2 separate regions of the Homo sapiens genome follow, and region 2 is linked to region 1. A link is an interaction called in ENCODE POLR2A ChIA-PET data of the cell type or tissue named here. Cell type or tissue: PC-3. All regions are shown on one strand. Links, peaks and the distances in the headings refer to the core of each region. The heading gives the core; the rest is flanking DNA.

The links. Peaks named below come from ENCODE experiments on the same cell type or tissue, not always from the same donor. Only the 100,000 strongest peaks of a DNase experiment are listed, where the experiment ranks them.
Region 2: POLR2A ChIA-PET joins it to region 1 with 5 read pairs; 5 of 35 experiments call an interaction of 5 or more read pairs at or near these places.

What each region holds. Positions count from the first base shown.
Region 1 is chr21:15,050,656-15,056,042 of GRCh38, forward strand. The region is part of intron 1 of NRIP1 (nuclear receptor interacting protein 1); the gene reads right to left. Among named protein-coding and RNA genes, the nearest start is that of NRIP1, 12 kb to the right of the region's middle. In PC-3, for the core only: no CTCF peak of the experiment used is centred there; no DNase peak of the experiment used is centred there; H3K4me3 peaks cover 3,069 bases; H3K27ac peaks cover 3,534 bases.
Region 2 is chr21:15,498,365-15,503,751 of GRCh38, forward strand. No RefSeq gene overlaps it. Among named protein-coding and RNA genes, the nearest start is that of USP25, 230 kb to the right of the region's middle. In PC-3, for the core only: no CTCF peak of the experiment used is centred there; no DNase peak of the experiment used is centred there.

The DNA.
Region 1 (5,387 bases), core at 98-5,097:
CTTAAAGCAAGTACATATGTGTGTATTGTTTATGTTTCTTATTTTCTGTATATTATGATGGTTTTGACTCCTTTCTGGCTGGGAAGAGATTGCCCCTCTAGGGGCCAGCCAACGCTTAGAGAAGGCAAAGGACTCAGCGTGCCTTTCACATGCAAACTAAACAATCCACAGCGATACCTCCTCTACCTGACCCATACACCCAGGAGGCAATATTCCCCTGCCTGGTATCTACCAGGCAAACTAGGGATCACTCTTACAGTTTAGAGCCTGTATACCTATAACTTATTCAAAGCTACTATTATTACACACCTATAGCTTATTAGTAGTAGTAGCAGTAGCATTTACCTACAGCTAATGCAAACTAGCGAATCCTAAACTTGGTTACCCGCCCTGCCTTGCCTTTCCCACAGATACTCCAGAAACGGCTGCAGCCCGGTCTCTCTTCTAGCTCCTGCCCCTTTGGCCCCTAGACCAACACTGGGGCTTTCTCATGTGGCCCTGAATGGCATGCTGTGCCTCCGAGAACTCATGAGTATAATAAACTTTGTTTTCCTGAGCCCCTCCTGGGTCTCCTTTTCACATGCACCTGACTGACCACATAAAAGAACACAGAACTCTGTGTGTGTGTGCGCGTGTGTGTGTCATTTTCATTTTATTTTCCCTTGTTCAGGTGGTCAATAAAAAATTATTACACCTTTAAAAAGAGGTACCTAAATAAACAAACCTACCAATTCTGTATGCAAAATTAAATCCTGGACTGGCAGTGTTGCTCAGATAACACTCAGAAAAGAACAATGTGACTGAAACTGTAAGGAACAGGTCAAAAACACTCCATTTAAAATGTGAACACCTGCTACAGAATATTTTGATTCACAAGTCCATCTAGGAAATATTTTTCTTCCTCCCTCACCTGTTCCCCCACCTATCTTGCATTCAACACCATAAACAGCACTTATCCCCCATTATAAAACAGTTGACGGTTAAAACAATGAGCCAACCAAGAAAGTATAATACTCTATAACTGACATTTACTGCATTGGCCTTGGACTTCTAATCTTTACCAGACGGGCACACAAATCAATCCATCAGCTCATAAAGGTGTGCTTTTTTAACCTCTAAAACAGATGGGATTGGCCAGAAGTGTCTGGCATGTCAAACTGCTAATCACTGCTGCCCTTTGCACAAAATAACCCACTTAAGTTGAGGCATGGTTGCACTGTAACCGACATTAGTCTGTGGGAAACCCATTTAACTGTCACACACTCCTGCCACTCCTGCTCTCCCTTAATTAAGCCTAATGCCTTATGCTTTGACCTTTTGTTCTAGCCTATTAACCCTATCTAGTACAAGTTCAATTATGTTAAGCTAAAAACTTTGCTGTAAAATATTAAATGCCAAGCTCAAAAAATCATAAGGGACATCCTCTCAGCCCTAAGTTCTATTCACCCTGATACTCAATACATTTGAAAGTAAAACCTCACTTTCGAAGTAACGCTGATACTGAAGCAAGGAGATGTTGAATGACTCACCCATTTCATAGCTTTTCCGTGGCAAAGCCTCACTAAAACCTATCTAATCCCTAGCTCCAATTCTTTAATCTCCATGGTGCTTCTGATTAATAGTTAAACCACCCGGAAGTATGTTAAGGATACTAACATTTTCACCCCGAAGTATTATCCTTCGCCATCCTCTAGAATATGCTATGCAAAGAGGCCTAAAACAAAATAAACTGCGACTTCAGCAGCTGAGAAGTAATGATTCCTTTCCCCTCCCACACATCAAAACTTCCTATCCTATCCCCTCACTACTTTTTTTCCTTTTTAAAAGTAACAATGGTCATTGAGAACTACTAAATCCTGCAACACTCACAAGGTAGTATGTACAACCACAGTTTTCCCCCGCGATACTTCACTGAAGTATTCAATACAGCCAATGACTTAAACTACAGAAGGTAATTACAACTTGCTACTTATCCTCACTGGACAAATTCACGCAGCATATCTTTTCAAATACGTCTTTTTTACACCTATATGCATATGAATTGCTGCTCACATTTACCAGAATTCCAAAAAACACAATGAAAAACACTTCCTAATTCACTGTAAAATAAAACAAAACGTAGTCCAAAGTAACATGCTATCATTAAAGATAGTTTTACCACAGTGATGTATACTGTTATTTTTCCTTCCATTTACTTCATACAATTAAAAAAAAGGTTCCTACCACTCTCACTGTGACACATAAACAACTTAAAGATCAGTAACATAAAACAAAATTTGAATTTCTGATTGGTATAAAGAAATCCATATTAATTTTAGATTTTCAAAAGATTTAAAGTCAGATTTTAATTTTACTTTTGTTGACTGCCCAAAGGCCCATTTTTACCTATTCTCAATATTAACAAATATTGTCAGCTTTTGCCTTTAGCAACCCTAAACTTTACAGTTTTAAAGTAACATGCCATTAAACAGAATATACAATGATTTTGCAAAAGCAAGATCGTTTAGAGTACTGCCAAAACAATGAATAATCTCAATGAGATAATTTATTAAAGGAGGAAAAAAGAGAACGAGAGTTTAAAATTCACAGTGAATGTGTTTGTGTTGTTAGAATGATGCCTGCAAAGGAAAGCATTCCTTGGCATTATCGGGAGGAATACCCATGGATGTGTAAAATGTAAAATAAATAGATAGATGTATGGTCAAAGCTAAGCAAACACTTGTATCAGGGGCAACTACCAGGAACTTTAGTTTTATTCACCCTTTTCATTGCAAAGGATAATAGTGTTAATTTTGATCAGATGTCATGCCTTAGCTACAACTTTTAGTTCATGAAATAAAAATTAAGTTTGGGTGTCTGCTGAGGAATCCAACAGTGGGAAATTCACACTCACAACTAATTTATAGAAATTCACACATTTCTATAACATACCGACTGACACTAATGAACAATGAGGGAAAAAATTGTTCAGGAATTCAGGATAAGTAAGCACTGGAGGAAAGCACACAGTAGAACACAGTGCATAAATAGTAAATGTGCTCATTTTTCTGCCCTTTTACTTCATATATTAGTCCATTAGCTTGTTCCTTTTTGCTATGATTTACAAGCAGGTGAATACACAGAAATATGAGCCAAAAGAAATATACTGTCAAATACTCATGAAGTTACCTTTGTTAAACAAAAAAGAAACAACAAACAACTTTGTCTTCACAAAGCAAGAAACTAGGTTAAAGTTATTTTAAGAGCATCTGTTAAAAATCAGTGTTATAAATATATATCCATATAATTTATTTTCTATTAGCATTTTAAAATAAATTTCTCGTCTAGAAATCTCTGAGCTCCATTTCAAAATAATTTTATTTTCTGTCTCTTACCAGCAGTTATTAATGTAGTTGAATATGACTCTTAGAAAAGAGTCAGGAAATTCACCTTCAGTGAAGAGCAAATCCTAATTTTTAAAACATAGATGGGCTTCATATACTACTTAATCCCATAACTTACCAAGTTCTGAATCATCAACTGTTCTTGATACCCTCTTAACTTTTAAGGTTACTGCACACCAAAATGAACTCTGGATGTGAAATGTTAAGATTTCCACCTTACCAAGCCGTCAAATCCAAGGCAGTTAAGTGTGCCCAGCTGGCGGGTCCCTTTGACTACAGGAAGTGATGCTAAGGAAACTGCCTAGTAGGCTCCAGAAATATTTGTATTCATTTCCTTACAAAAAAAATGTTGCCCCCAAAGATTTTGCTAAACGTTTTCTAATATAATTTGCGTATTACTGAAGAAATGTAATATTACAAAACAAATTATTTCAAGTACCAATTAATTATAATGTCAATAACAGTCAGTTTCACTTTTTCCCTCATAATTAGTATGCCTGGAAAGAAGAAGATACATTTTAAGGAAAAAATATTGTTCCTTTTAAAAGTCCTAATTTAAACAGACTAAAGAAAAAACGTGGAAGAGCTTCCATTATTCATAAGTTACACATAATAATTAACAACTGCTATGCATAAATACATAAAGGTTCTACTGCTGTGCCAAATTTTGCCAGTGGTTGGGACTGGTACAGTTCAATTTAACAAATGCTTATAGACATCCTTCTGTGTGCCAGACACTTACAGGACCAACAGTACACTGATGAATAAGCTCCTATTCATGGAGTTCTACCAAGGAAAACAGCTATAACACAAGTTTAACTTTTACAATCAGGGCGTACACAAAACTGTGAAAGAAAATCTGATCTTGTTAGAGGCTTGGGGACAGAAGTAAGCCTACAAACTCCCTTGCCCACTGTCCCATGAGGGAGAATATTCCTTTCCAATTTGTTTCACCAACATCAGGAACGTGGCCAGTGTGTGGTCCATGAAAAGGTCTACACATAGGTTTCTTCTCTCTTGCTCTCTTTTCTAGGGGTGTAGACCAACGTGCACTTGGTTCATGGCACATTATCACCACTGGTCCACACAGTGCCCCCTCATCTTATTTGTTACCTTTCTCAAGAGAATAGAGGAATGGGGTCCATAAACTTTGAGATATGTTTCCAGTTGAACCAACAGACCCAACCACCTACATTAATGGTGTTGGAATACTACTCATCAGTAAAAAGTAGAGCTGGCCTGTGAGTGTTCTGGTCAACTAAAGGTATCTGGCTCTCTTTGTCTGCAAATAAATAGCAAGTCTCCCTACTTCTTTTTAAATAAAATTCCAAATGTACGTAACATGTAAAACAATGCCACTGCATGAACATGTACATAACTGTACTATTCTTTTTTTAAATTCTCAGCCTGGAAATTACATTTCAAGTACTAGAATATTCAACAAATCCTAAGACTTTTATGAAGACCATGAGAAGAAAATAAGGTACTAGAACAAAAGTGATGCAGCCAGCCAATTCTCGTTTCATGTCTCAAGACCCAGTTCTTATTATTATAGATCCCTTTGTGGGGTTAGCTTGGATTTTACTGCGGGATCCATCACCAAAGGTTATTAACTATTCCTTAACACCTGGTACACAAACCCCTCTTTCTGAGACTGCTTTGACAAAAATAAACAAAAAAGTGTGAAATAAATCAAGATTTGACTGACCATCCTAGGTCTACCCAACTGCTAGCTGAATGACTTTCAAAACGTCTTTAAATTCTTAAGGACTCAATTTCTTCCTCCGTAAAATGCAGATAGTAACTGTTTTGGGCATTTTAACTTAACAGCAATAACAAAAACTACAGGAAGATAAGTAATTATTGACCCCATTGTATCACATGGATCCCCTGGCAATTAAAAAAAAAGATGAATGAGATATTAAGAAATAAAAAGGAAAACAGAGTAAAGACAAAACAGAAATAAAGAAGGAAACCCAAAAGGAAAGAAAATGGCACATAAGC
Region 2 (5,387 bases), core at 78-5,077, 450 kb after region 1:
TGACTCTTGCCCAAACATGTCACCAAATCTTCAGACACTCCCCAGAACTAAAACCATTCTGAATAGTTAGCAGTCAGTCCTCTGAAGACACACCACTTTACATATGATTTTTTCCTCTATTTTAAATATTCTCCTTTCCTTCTTCACATCAACCAATTTCTATTTGTATTCAAATCCCATACAAATGACTACTCTTAGAAGCCCAATGCACTGTCCATTCCACAAATGACTACTCTTAAAAAGCCTTCTTTGACACCTGAGTCTGAGTCAGATACAAATGACTACTCTTAAAAATCCTTCTTTGACACCTGAGTCTGAGTCAGATGATTAGCCCCATTCTCACAGTAAACAGGTCCCATAAACTTCATGACCCTCCTTTCCTTCCTCCTCCTTGAGACAGCCAACTTTACCAGTTTAATTTTTGCCTGTAATAATTTTTTTCAGAGTATTTATAAACACTGTGTGCAATGTGTACATTTTACAAAACTGGATGACATATATTATAAAGCTGATCAGCAAGAATATAGATAGGACAGTAGCCTGAATTCTTTCAAACGAAAAGATGAATAAAGACCTGCCATAACAAATAGTAAGAATATACTACCTCTTAAGGTGAACTGAGTGTTAGAGGCATATGAAGTTTTATACAGTCAAGTAGGTTTATGTAGACTCCATGAATGACAAAGGGAATTAGAGATGCTCTGAAGACAGTATTTAAAAATCAGTGAATAAGGATGAAGTCTTCAGCAAAGGGGTCAGAAAAGCCACATACATACTTGGTAAAAGAAGACTCAGCTTCCTATCTCAAAACAAAAATATAATAAATCTCATATGGATTAAATGCTAGAATGTAAATATAAAACCATAAAAGTACTTGAATAAAATATAGAAAATTATTTTTATATTTGCATAAAGAAACCCCTTCTTAGTGCAACTTGAAGATCAAATGCCTTAAAGAAGAAGACTAGTTTGAGTAGCTAAAAAAAAGTACAATTTTATGCTTTAAAACTATATTTTTTCATGATAGTTGTTTCCTTTAAATGTTATAAAACATGACTTTTCTGCTTTGTCTCTGACCACGTCTTCACAAAAATGACAGAAGAGCTATTGCTTCAGTCACTTAGAAGAAATATTTATAGATGATCAATATTGGCCTCTGAATGTAAACTGCAATATCTACCTGACTAACCAAAGAAATTGATATCTACCTTGTTTATGGAATTTTTCTATCCTGGAAATTCTGTGATTCCTGGCACATATTGTTCTATTGTTTTATCACACTCTTCATGTTTATCAGGTTTTTTCATATTTGTGTATCCATGGATATACAAATCAATGATTTTCTTTCTTCCTATGAAATACAGCTGTGGAATTTAAGAATTTAGCAGCCGTAATTTTCTATTCACCTTCTCTCCTTAAGACTAAGTAATTATAGTTCCTACTATTTTTTGCAGATGACTCTTTAAATATTTCAAAATGCTGTCTAAATTCTTTATCAGTCACTGTCTCTCATTTGATTAGGGAGCAGAAGATAAAGGGTAGCCTGAGACGGAAATCTAAGAATCAGAAGTTGGAAACTGTTACCCATGTTTAAGGCTTGACAATCAAGACCAAGAGGCAGAACTGGGGCATGCAGCAGCTGAGGACAAAGTAGTTCCCAGAGCTGTAGAATGCATTGAGGCCAAATCAGTGGACACGTGCAACCAGCCACAATCTAAAGTGAGAAGATCGATAGAGGAGAGAGGTAAGGCAAGGTCATGATGGAAAACTTAAACACTTCTGTTAAAAGTAAGCATCTCAAGGGAGACTCGTGTGCTTCAGGCGCTTAGTGAGAGGACTTGGAAGAAAATTGAGGGATTATAGGAAGCCATGAGTGTGGCCAGCCTGAGAGACTCATGTGAGCCAGTAGTTAATTCTATCTTTTCCTAATCAATTCCAGCTATCTCTCCAGACTCAGAAACTCAGAAATGTCTCCAAGTTCTCCTTCCCTCTTAAATGAAAGAAGTGAACATGGAGATTAACTTCTGTGTGATGAAACATAAGGAACTGCACCAATGTTTTATTTTTCTAGGACAGGAGTCAGCAATTTTTTTTCTGTAATGGGCCAGATAGTACATATTTTTGTTTTGTAGGCCATCCAATCTCTGCACAGCTATTCAACTCTGTTTTTGTAGCACAAAGGCAGCCACAGACAACACATAAAAGAAAGGACACAGATGTGTTCCAATAAAACTTTATTTACAAAAAAAAGTAATGAATTGACTAACTCCTGTTCTAGAATTTGGTTGTATTAGATGTGGTTACTTACAATTGTTAGATCTCAAGCTAGGTTGGGGAAATATTTTTATTTAGATACATAAATCTTCATTATAACAATATTTTAGAAAGGAATTGAGCTATGATGTTTTAATCATGTTTTAGCTAATATTAAGTGCAAAGGAATTTGATTTTGATTTTCATAATTTACTTTCTCATTTAAAATCAGAGACCTAATATGTCTTTCCACTTCCAATCTGTGATTTGATATTAATGCTAATATGAACAGCAACAGGAAGAGTGAGTTGGAAAGCATTTTTTTCCTTTGAGACAAAGATGAGTGAAATATATACTCTTTAAAGTGATGTTGGAAAGTGCCTTTTGCTGGTTCTCTATTTCATCTTGCACTGTGGCCAAAATAAGCAGCACTGACTCTTTTCTTTCTTTTCATGGTTTACTGTAAGAAATCCCTCTCTAATTCCATCACCCAGCTCAGGATGCTTAGTAAACCTGTAGAGACATACTGTCCATGAAGGAGTTCAAGAGGCCAAGTGATCAATTATTTGCCAAAGGAGCAGAATTTTGCTTACTTGCCTGTAGTTTTTTAAAGAAAACAAGAAAAATTAGCAAGGAAAGAACAGTGAAGAAATTGAAGAGGTCTCTGAGTGTATCAAGCATCTACAAAACAATTTAATTTTGTCAATCAAGATGTTGCAAATGGCGATGAATAAATCATGTCCCTATTTGTTAATATGCTGCATCAGGTTATTTTGAGAGAAAACAAGGGTTCTGCTACCAGAATGTTTTCCATTACTATAACTTTTTCAGCATTTCTACTTACTTATCATTAATACTTTGTTACTTCTTTTCACATTTTGAGAGCTAAAAGGGCACATCCATTCAAGTCAGTTCACAGTTCAGTTCAATGAATATTTATTGAGTACCTACTATGTGCCTGGCAATGGTCTAGGTGATTGAGATACAACAGTAAACAAAACAAAGATTCCTTTTATCATGGCACTTATCGTCTTGTGGAAGGAGACAGTTAATAAGCCATAAATGCAATAAATAATAAGCATATTATTTAATATGTTAGAAGTTAATAAATACTGGTGAATTCTGAAGGCTGGAGCAGGGGATGAGGAGTTACTATATTTGGTAGGGGTCAAGGTAAATCCCTGTAAATAGAAATTGTAAATAAAGGCTAGAAAGAGGAGTAATAAGTTAGCCAAGAACATACTTGGGGAAACAAGATTCCAGGAGTGGAAATATCTAGAGCAAGTGCCCAAAAGTGACCGTGTCCTTGGAAAGTGGGAGACTAGCAATGAGCACAGCCTGGCTGTAATGAAGTGAGCCCTTGTGGTGTAGGTAAGGAGTTCATGGAGTATAGGATTACAAAATTGGGGCTAGAAGACACTTTGAGGCCCTCTAATGTCTTTTATTCTCAGTGCAATGAGAAGCTGTAGCAGAGTTTTGAACAGAAGAGAAACATAACCTGACCTTTGTTTTAACAGCATCATTCTGGCTTCTATGTTGAGAACAGACTGAAGGAAAGTGTCTTAGTTCATTTGGTGCTGCTATAATAAAATACCTGAGACTGGGTAACTTATGAAGAACAGAAATTTACTTCTTTCAGTTCTGGAGGCTGGTAAGTCCAAAATCAAGACAGGTTTGTTTCTCTGCTGAGGGCTGCATTCTCCAGAGGGGAGAAATGTTGTGTCTTCACATGGCAGAAGATGGAAGGGAGAGAACCCACTCTCAAAGCTTTTTAAAAGGACCCTAATTCATTCATGAGAGAGGAGCCCTTATGATCTAATCACTCTCAGAAGCACAACCTTCTAATACCAGCACCTTGTTGACTGGGTTTTAAGATGAATTTTTGAGGGAACATCATATTAAGGTCATAACAAAAAGTAAGAGCAGAAGGAAGAAGAACAATACAGAAGCTATTGGTATAATTCTGTTAACTGGTGGTGGATTTTCTGGGTGATGAGAAATCATCAGATTCTGAACAGGAACCAAAGGATCACTCCGTTGCTGATTGAAGCGTTTGAAGACCTAGCCAACGATTGGAATTGTCATTTTAAACTTCATGACTTACTCAAGCACACCTATAGATCATAAATATATACTATTCTTCTTTCTAATATTTCTAAAGATTTAGAGGCAGACTGGAAAAAAGTATATTCTAATTGACATTGAGAAGAGAAAAAAGACAGGGGTTGTTAAGAACATTGAAAAGATGTTAGACAAGACTAGAAAAATGTGTTGATCAAGTCAGGCTGAATACACGTGATCCACACATCAAAGCTAGACTATGGGAATAGGATGAGACTAGGGACAAGCTAGGAGCACAGAAACTATAGTAAAGAGAATTCTAGTATGTAGCCTTACCTAAAAATGTATAAAAATTACATATAAAATATTACTATTAAAAGGTCATTATATTTCATACTTTTGGGAATGTATTAGCTATCCAGCAGTGTCTAACATATTACCCCCAAAACTCACCAGCTTTAAAAAAGAAACACTTATAATTGCATAGCTTCTGTGAACTAGAAATCTAGACACAGCTTAGCTGGATACCCCTGGGTTGATGTCTCTCAAAAGGTTTCAGTAAAGATGTCTGCCTGGGGTATAAGCTTCTCAAATCGGGGAGGATCCACTTCCAAGCTCACTTGTGTCACTTTGGCAGCCCTCAAATGCTCAAGGTTATCTCCAGATTTTACTGCCATGTTATGTGGTTCCTCCATAGGGCTATTCACAACTTGATAGCTTGTTTTTCCTAAGAAAGAGAAGACAGAGAGAAGGAAAAAGAGAAAGACAGAGAGAGACAAAGACAGGAAAAAAGGCATCCAAGATGGAAGACACAATCTTCTTGTATCTTAATGAGGGAAGTGACATATCATCATTTCTGATATATTCTATTCATTAGAAGCCCCATAATCAAGAGAAGGAAGGGGATTGATTATAGAAGGACATGAATCCTAGAAGGTTATCACTGGGGCCATCTTTGAGATTCCCTGCCACGGTACACTCAATAGCACAAGAATTAAGATAAGGGGCCCCTAAACAGTAGCTACATGAGACTTATGAAACTCTCAGATAATTGGTGTTCTCTGACAACTAAA